Linked DNA regions of Homo sapiens: region 2 is linked to region 1. Evidence: chromatin contacts called from ENCODE Hi-C or POLR2A ChIA-PET data. All regions are on one chromosome and are shown on one strand. Each heading gives the region's core, a stretch centred on a gene start or an enhancer-like site at or near the end of the contact. The rest is flanking DNA. Distances are from core to core; before and after follow the strand shown.

The links. Hi-C counts contacts between places; a loop is a spot of excess contacts on that map. ChIA-PET counts read pairs that join two places held with the same protein, here RNA polymerase II (POLR2A). Pooled maps may share reads with other maps.
Region 2: a pooled map shows a loop between it and region 1 (2.7-fold over the local background). The contact joins the promoter of BCL2L10 here to the promoter of TMOD3 in region 1. A Hi-C loop is called at or near these places in 1 of 50 pooled maps. POLR2A ChIA-PET finds 5 or more read pairs at or near these places in 3 of 52 experiments (GM12878, H1 and WTC11).

The regions. Positions count from the first base shown.
Region 1 is chr15:51,827,783-51,831,222 of GRCh38, reverse strand. TMOD3 (tropomodulin 3) reads right to left here and starts at 1,570. Exons shown (of 10, transcript NM_014547.5): 1 at 1,387-1,570. RefSeq lists silencers at 1,011-1,290, 1,511-1,665.
Region 2 is chr15:52,110,480-52,114,182 of GRCh38, reverse strand. BCL2L10 (BCL2 like 10) reads left to right here and starts at 1,408. Exons shown (of 2, transcript NM_020396.4): 1 at 1,408-1,945. The coding sequence starts at 1,457. RefSeq lists a silencer at 1,402-1,561.

The sequences.
Region 1 (3,440 bases), core at 321-2,820:
AAATATGATTAAATAAAATTGAGCAGTAGGTCTACAGCATTCTCAAGAACTCATGTTTGCTCTTTCTCATGTCTATCATAGGACTTGGAATGCATATCGCCAGTGTTTCCTGAATGAGCAAAATAAATGAACTTTTAAAAACGAGAGATATTTAGGGGCAGAATAATCTTGGGGGTCATCTGGTCCAACAACCTAATTTTAAAGATCAGCAAACTACAATTTCTGAGAGTTGCAAAAGCAAAGAAAGCTCAAAGAATTAAAATATATTGGGACATTTTAATTCGTTTTGTTCCTTTCGTAGGAATGTGTAAGAAAGGGGACTGTAACTATTATGATTGCTGACTCTTAAAGGTGAAAAGGTGCCTAGGAAGAAGAAACTAGCAAGAGTAAATGAGACTTGGCAAAGCTATTTTTCCAAGCCTAATATATTTTTGACGGGCCAATTAATCAATTTAATCTGCCAAAAAAATTAATCTGAAGGTTTCTCAGAAAAGGAGAGGAGACATGAGCTGCATGAAAATGTTACAAACCAAGGGAGGCTGCACATAACTAACTTAAATCTCCACAGGCTTATTTCCTGTTGAAGTATGGCCTCCTGGGGTAAGTTTTACTGCAGTGTTCATTGCCAGATGACTTTTGGTTTTAACAGAGGCCAAGGGCAAGTTGGAAATGCGATTCTTAACTAAACATTAAAAAGAAAAAAAGAAACTGTGGCTGTTTCCCATTTCTGTTTGTAATCAGAATGCAGGCTTGCGGAGGAAACACACCATCCCCCGCAAGCAAAAATATAACGACACAGTCACGTCCTCAAAACAAACTAACACACAAACTTCCCAGCCGGATCCAGCTGTGCTGCCTGGGAGCTAGGAACTTAATTCTAAGAGCAGACAGATCAAACCGGTGAATGCAAGGGCAGCCACATTTCAATCACAAAAAGGGTGTGCCCTAAGTTTTGGCTCCCCCACTCCGCCGCCCCACTTTCAACAAGCCGAAGCCTTTGAAGGAGGCTCGGTGCCATCTCGGTGTGATCGCGTCCCGGCGACGCTGGGTAGGGTGCAGGGAGCCAGCTCGGCCGCGGCTCAGCGGGAGGGGAGGGGGCCGGTCCCGAACCCGGGCGCCCGGGCCGCGGGTGATTCACTGGGAACGCCAGGTTCGCGCGCCTAGACCGGCGGGCGACGCCCAGCGCGCCCCACGTCCCCCGCCCGGGCCGTTCGCGCAGAAGCAGCCCCCGCGCACCCCTGCTCCCCGAGACGGACCCGTCGGGAAGGAGCCTGGAGTCGGGCGGCCGGCGGGCAGCAACCTCTCCCTCCTCAGCCACCATGGCCGGTGCGACTCCCTACCCGCGCCCGCAGACGGACTTCCTGGAAAGCACCGGGCTGGGCTTACCTGACTGGCGCCCGCAGGGGCCGCCGACCTCTTCACAGACCCACGGAAACTGCCGGCCGCAAGCCGAGGCTCGGTTCCCAGCACCCGCCGGTCCGCCCGCGTCGGCCTCCCAAAGAGTTGCCAGACCCACCCGCCAGCAGCTCCCTCACTCGACCGCCCTGTAGGTGCGGTGGGTTCCTCCTTCGCCTCCGACGCGCGTGCGCACTCCCGTGCCGCGGGGCATCCTGGGAGTTGTAGTTCTAGCAAGAAGGGCGAGGCTCAACGCTGACCCTGGTCTTTACAATGGGCAGAACGTAGGAAGGGGACTGCGAATACCAACCCTTATCCCAGTCTAAGATAATGTTCTCTACCCGTGGAAGTACCTACTATGGACTTCCCCGAAGCTGGAAATAGTATCTAGAGGCTCTTTGGTATAGATTTCCTTTTTACTTTGACCTTTTGTAAAGAAGCGCACATGGCAGGGCTTGCATTGTAGCCTTGGTTGTTAATGCGAGGACATGACATTGGGGCCTTTAAACTGGTCATGACAGAGTTATAGAAAAGTAAAGGAATAAAATCTAAAGCCCAAGAGAGGCATAAATCATGCGAATGTCACCTCCAGGGTGTGGTGACCTTAGTGGTTTTCTTAGGTATGCGTTTCGGGGATGATGTAGCTATTGCAGGGCAGTTTCTGCCCATCCTATCTTCCCTTTCCATCTTCAAGCTCTACACCAGGCGGTGGGGCTGGCTGCTGTAGTGGGAGAAAAAACAGAATAGGCTGCTCAAGGGGGGGATTGGGGCAGATGGGTAGTCTAGAGGGAAGAGGAAGAGTGTGGGAATCTCTCAGAGGACTGTTTGACAGTGGCCTATGTAATGGCTACCTTTTGTGCGAGGCTCTGAGGAGAGGGAACTGCGACATTTTTCCATTTATTCATTTAGTCACTTACTGGGAATTTTCCTGGCCTGCTCTTCAGGAGTAGACCATCCCCAGGAATAATGCTAAACTTTGACACACCTTTCAAAAATGCAGCCAAAGAAGTGGACTGACGTGCCTGCTTGAGGTACATTCCAGCTACACCCAGTGTGCGAGCCACTTCATGGTTTAAACCTCTCCTGGCATCTACTTCTTCCCCTCAGAGGAGGGAGGACCCTAGGTTAGATAAACATCCTGGAATTTCATGCAACTGGCACCCACTAATTTCAGCAATGGAGATCACTGATGGTTTAGGTTTTTAAGGGAAAAAAACCCTTCTTTTTTTTTTTCCAAGACAGAGTCTTGTTCTGCCGCCCAGGCTAAAGTGCAGTGGTGTGATCTCGGCTCACTGCAACCTCTGCCTCCCAGGTTTAAGTGATTCTCTTGTCTCAGCCTCCCAAGTAGCTGGGATTACAGGCACGTGCCACCACACCCAGCTAATTTTTGTAGTCCTAGTAGAGATGGGTTTTCACCATGTTGGCCATTCTGGTCTTGAACTCTTGACCTCATGATCTGCCCACCTTGGCCTCCCAAAGTGCTGGGATTACAGGCGTGAGCCACCGTGCTTGGCCAGGAAAAAACCCTTCTCAATTGCAAATACTTAGAGGACAGTCAACACTCAATCTTGTGGCCATTGCATTTTATTTTCTATACCATCTTTGGGTCAATCTCTTGGAGATAACAGCTTTCTGAGAGCAATTTCCTACAGAATTCAGGTTCATAAGAATGTTTATACTTATAATACATACCAACCACTGGGCCAGCACTTCATTTGTAATATCTCATCTAATCCTCAAAACTAATCTAGTCCTCAAAACTCTATAAAGAATAAACTGGTATCCTCCATTTCTATAGATAAGAAAATGAAGACTCAGAAAAGTTAAGTAATTTGTATAAGGTCCCAGAGCCAGTAATTGGAGATCCAGAGATGAGACACAGTTCTCTTGAGTCAAATTCTAATGTGATTTCCACTGCTGATCAGACTGATGTGTCTCCTAAATCTCATCAATTTTTTTTTTTTTGAGACAATCTCATTCTGTCACCCAGGCTGTAGTGAAGTGGTGCTATCATGGCTCGCTGCAGCCGTGACCTCCTGGGCTCA
Region 2 (3,703 bases), core at 159-2,658, 280 kb before region 1:
ATGGCTACGTAGGTCAGATGACATCCAGTTCATGATGGGAGCTCAAGCTTCATGGTCAGGCATTCTGCCTCTATCAAGGCCTAGTAGCAAGGCAGAACCTGCTTCTCAGAAGGAGAGTAGTTATCTTCAGAAGAGGTTCTAGATTTACTTTAGAATTCTAGAGGTCTGTACTCTCTCCTGTCAGTGCTTGCCAGAGGCTCCATACAGCATCCCTGTTGGACAAAGTCCCACTGGATCTGTTGGATCACAAGACCCAAGTGGTAGGGCAGCTTTACTGCAGCCTGAACCTTCTGCAGAGTCTTCTCTTATTCTGCTCCTCAATCCACCAGCCTGTCAATTGGGTTGAAATAGCACAAACACAGTATATGTTGCCTTCAAAGTCCAAAATGGCTTACTGTTCCAGGCTGTGTCCCCCAAAATTCATATGTTGAAATCCTAACCCCCAGTGTGATGGTATTCAGAGATGGGGCCTTTGGGAGGTATTAGATCACAAAGGTGGAGCCCTCACGAATGAGATTATTGTCCTTATAAAAGAGACCCCGGAAAGCTACTCCACACCTACTGCAATGTGAGGACACAGCAAGAAGCCTGTTGTCTATGAACCAGGAAGCAGGTCCTTACAAGACACAGAACCTGCCAGGGCCTCAACCTTGGACTTTTTAGCCAACAAAACTGTGAGAAATAAATGCCTTTATTTATAAGTCACCCAGTCTATGGCATTCTGCTATAGCCGCCTGGACAGACTAAGACAGCTGCCAAGTGCCGTGCCTCTTTTGTAGTGATGCAAGATGCAGCAACTCATCTTTCACCCTGGGAGGGCTATTTCAACATGCTCCAGACCCCTGAACCCCCAGAAATACCACTGCTAGTATCCATTCTGCATCAGTCTGGATCCAATCAGGAGAAAGAAGCCACGGAGTAATATGAACTGAGAAAGTTTAATATAAATATTAGATGGCCGGGCGCGGTGGCTCACGCCTATAATCCCAGCACTTTGGGAGGCAGAGGCGGGCGGATCACGAGGTCAGGAGATCGAGACCATCCCGGCTAACACGGTGAAACCCCGTTTCCACTAAACAATCCAAAAAAATTAGCCAGGTATGGTGGCGGGCGCCTGTAGTCCCAGCTACTCGGGAGGCTGAGGCAGGAGAACGGTGTGAACCTGGGAGGCGGAGCTTGCAGTGAACCAAGATCGCGCCACTGGAGCTAAATAACCCGAGTCTCACAGTGCATCTGATTGCTACGCGAACACGTGCGCACCACCAGGCCTTGCCTTGGGGACTGGAACAGGTGCAGGTGGGATTCCCATCAAAGGCTCTTCTCTCAGTCCTGAAAAACAATATACCGGGGGCCGGGGGCCGGGGGCCGGGGCGGGGCACGGCAGCCCTACCCTGGGGGAGGCGCGGCCGGGCCAAGAAAACCAGCGAAGGCCCGGCCCCCCAGCAGAGGCCGGACCATGGTTGACCAGTTGCGGGAGCGCACCACCATGGCCGACCCGCTGCGGGAGCGCACCGAGCTGTTGCTGGCCGACTACCTGGGGTACTGCGCCCGGGAACCCGGCACCCCCGAGCCGGCGCCATCCACGCCCGAGGCCGCCGTGCTGCGCTCCGCGGCCGCCAGGTTACGGCAGATTCACCGGTCCTTTTTCTCCGCCTACCTCGGCTACCCCGGGAACCGCTTCGAGCTGGTGGCGCTGATGGCGGATTCCGTGCTCTCCGACAGCCCCGGCCCCACCTGGGGCAGAGTGGTGACGCTCGTGACCTTCGCAGGGACGCTGCTGGAGAGAGGGCCGCTGGTGACCGCCCGGTGGAAGAAGTGGGGCTTCCAGCCGCGGCTAAAGGAGCAGGAGGGCGACGTCGCCCGGGACTGCCAGCGCCTGGTGGCCTTGCTGAGCTCGCGGCTCATGGGGCAGCACCGCGCCTGGCTGCAGGCTCAGGGCGGCTGGGTGAGCACGCGGCGGACACCGGGACACGGGGCGGGACGGGCAGCCGGGAAGCGCCCACGAGGCTGGCACGGTGAGGAACCCACCGCGCCAGGCCCCTGGAACGAGGTTTCGTGAAAGCAGAAAGGCTCGTTTCAGCGGGCCTGGAACGTTCGCTGTGAAGTCTGGGGTTTCTCCTCCCCTGGCAGAAAGGCCGGCAGAAATCGGCCTTCTTAGACGGCCGTGAACCGTTCCGAAGCAGCTGCGCAGGCTTAGGTCTGCTCACTTGGACCTTGCCCTGGCCTTAGCCGTCGGGGACTTTTAGGGGGGCACCCACGTTAGGTCTGAACGTTTTGCTCCTATAGAAATCCCCAACCAATGAAGTCAGCAATGGCGGGGCCCCAGCCAGGTGGGGTGTTTTTCTCCTTCGCCTATTAAATGCGCCTTTGGAGAGACTCAGACCCATTGATCACAACCCCCTACGCCTCTCAGCCTGGCCAGAGAGGTTGTGGAGTGTGGTGGTCGCCCAGTGGTGGCGCTGACCCAAGGTTCCTTAATTTCTAGTCCTCTGCACCCAGTCCTCGGTGAGAACGTTCTAGGCCCCTGGCTTTCAGCTGCAAGCCTTCATCTCTGTGGTCAAGGTTAGAGGGACAGGCCCTTGCCCTGCAGCTGATGATCAAGGAAAGCCACCTGGTGATGAGCCCACTGCATGCCTCTGGGGGCTCTGAGCTAGACCCCATTTCTTTCCCCACCACCTTATTGGCGTTGATTCAATGACTGAAGTGGCCCATGTTATCGGATACCTATAGCCAAACTATTAAAACCAGCAAGTTTTTTGATCCGAAATGTAGCCTCCTGGGGGCAGTTTCCATTTAGACCTTTTTCTTTTTTTCTTTGAGGCGGAGTCTCGCTCTGTGGCCAGGCTGGAGTGCGGTGGTGGATCCCAGCTCACTGCAACCTCTGCCTCCCGGGTTCAAGGATTCTCCTGTCTCAGCCTCCGGAGTAGCTGGGACTACAGGCGCGCCCCACCAAGCCTGGCTAACTGTGTGTGTGTGTGTGTGTGTGTGTGTGTGTGTGTGTGTGTGTGTTTTCAGTAGAGATGGGCTTTCACCATGTTGGCCAAGATCTCGATCTCTTGATCTCGTGATCTGTCTACCTCAGCCTCCCAAAGTTCTGGGATTACAGACGTGAGCCACCTCACCTGGCCCCCATTTAGACTTTCTATAGTGACAAGTTGGGTTCTATCTGAGAAGGGAAAGGGAGTGGGAGGTGTGTTAGCAGGAACTCCTGCCTTGTTCATAATGTTAGTGTTGGTCTTCAACCCTCTGGGCCGGTGAACTCCCTTCAGCTGCGTGCCTAAGAGCCTCACCTGAGCCCTGTCTCAATACGGCATCTGGCCCCTCCGGGCTCTCTGTACCTGAAGAAGAGATTAGAATTGGAAAGGGGCCGTTGAAGCCTTTTTTTGTTGTTTTTGGCTAATCACTGTTGATGAAAGAATAATCTCTTAACACCAAGGAGCTGAAATTCTTGGCTGGGTGCAGTGGCTCGCACCTGTAATCCCAGCACTTTGGGAGGCCAAGGCAGGTGGATCACCTGAGGCCAGGAGTTCAAGACTAGCCTGACCAACATGGTGAAACCCCCTCTCTACTAAAAATACAAAATTAGCCAAGCACGGTGGCAGGTGCATGTAATCCCAGCTACTAGGGAGGCTGAGCCAGGAGAATCGCTTGAACCCAGGAGGTGGAGATTGCAGTGAGTTGAGATCTTGCCATTGCACTCCAG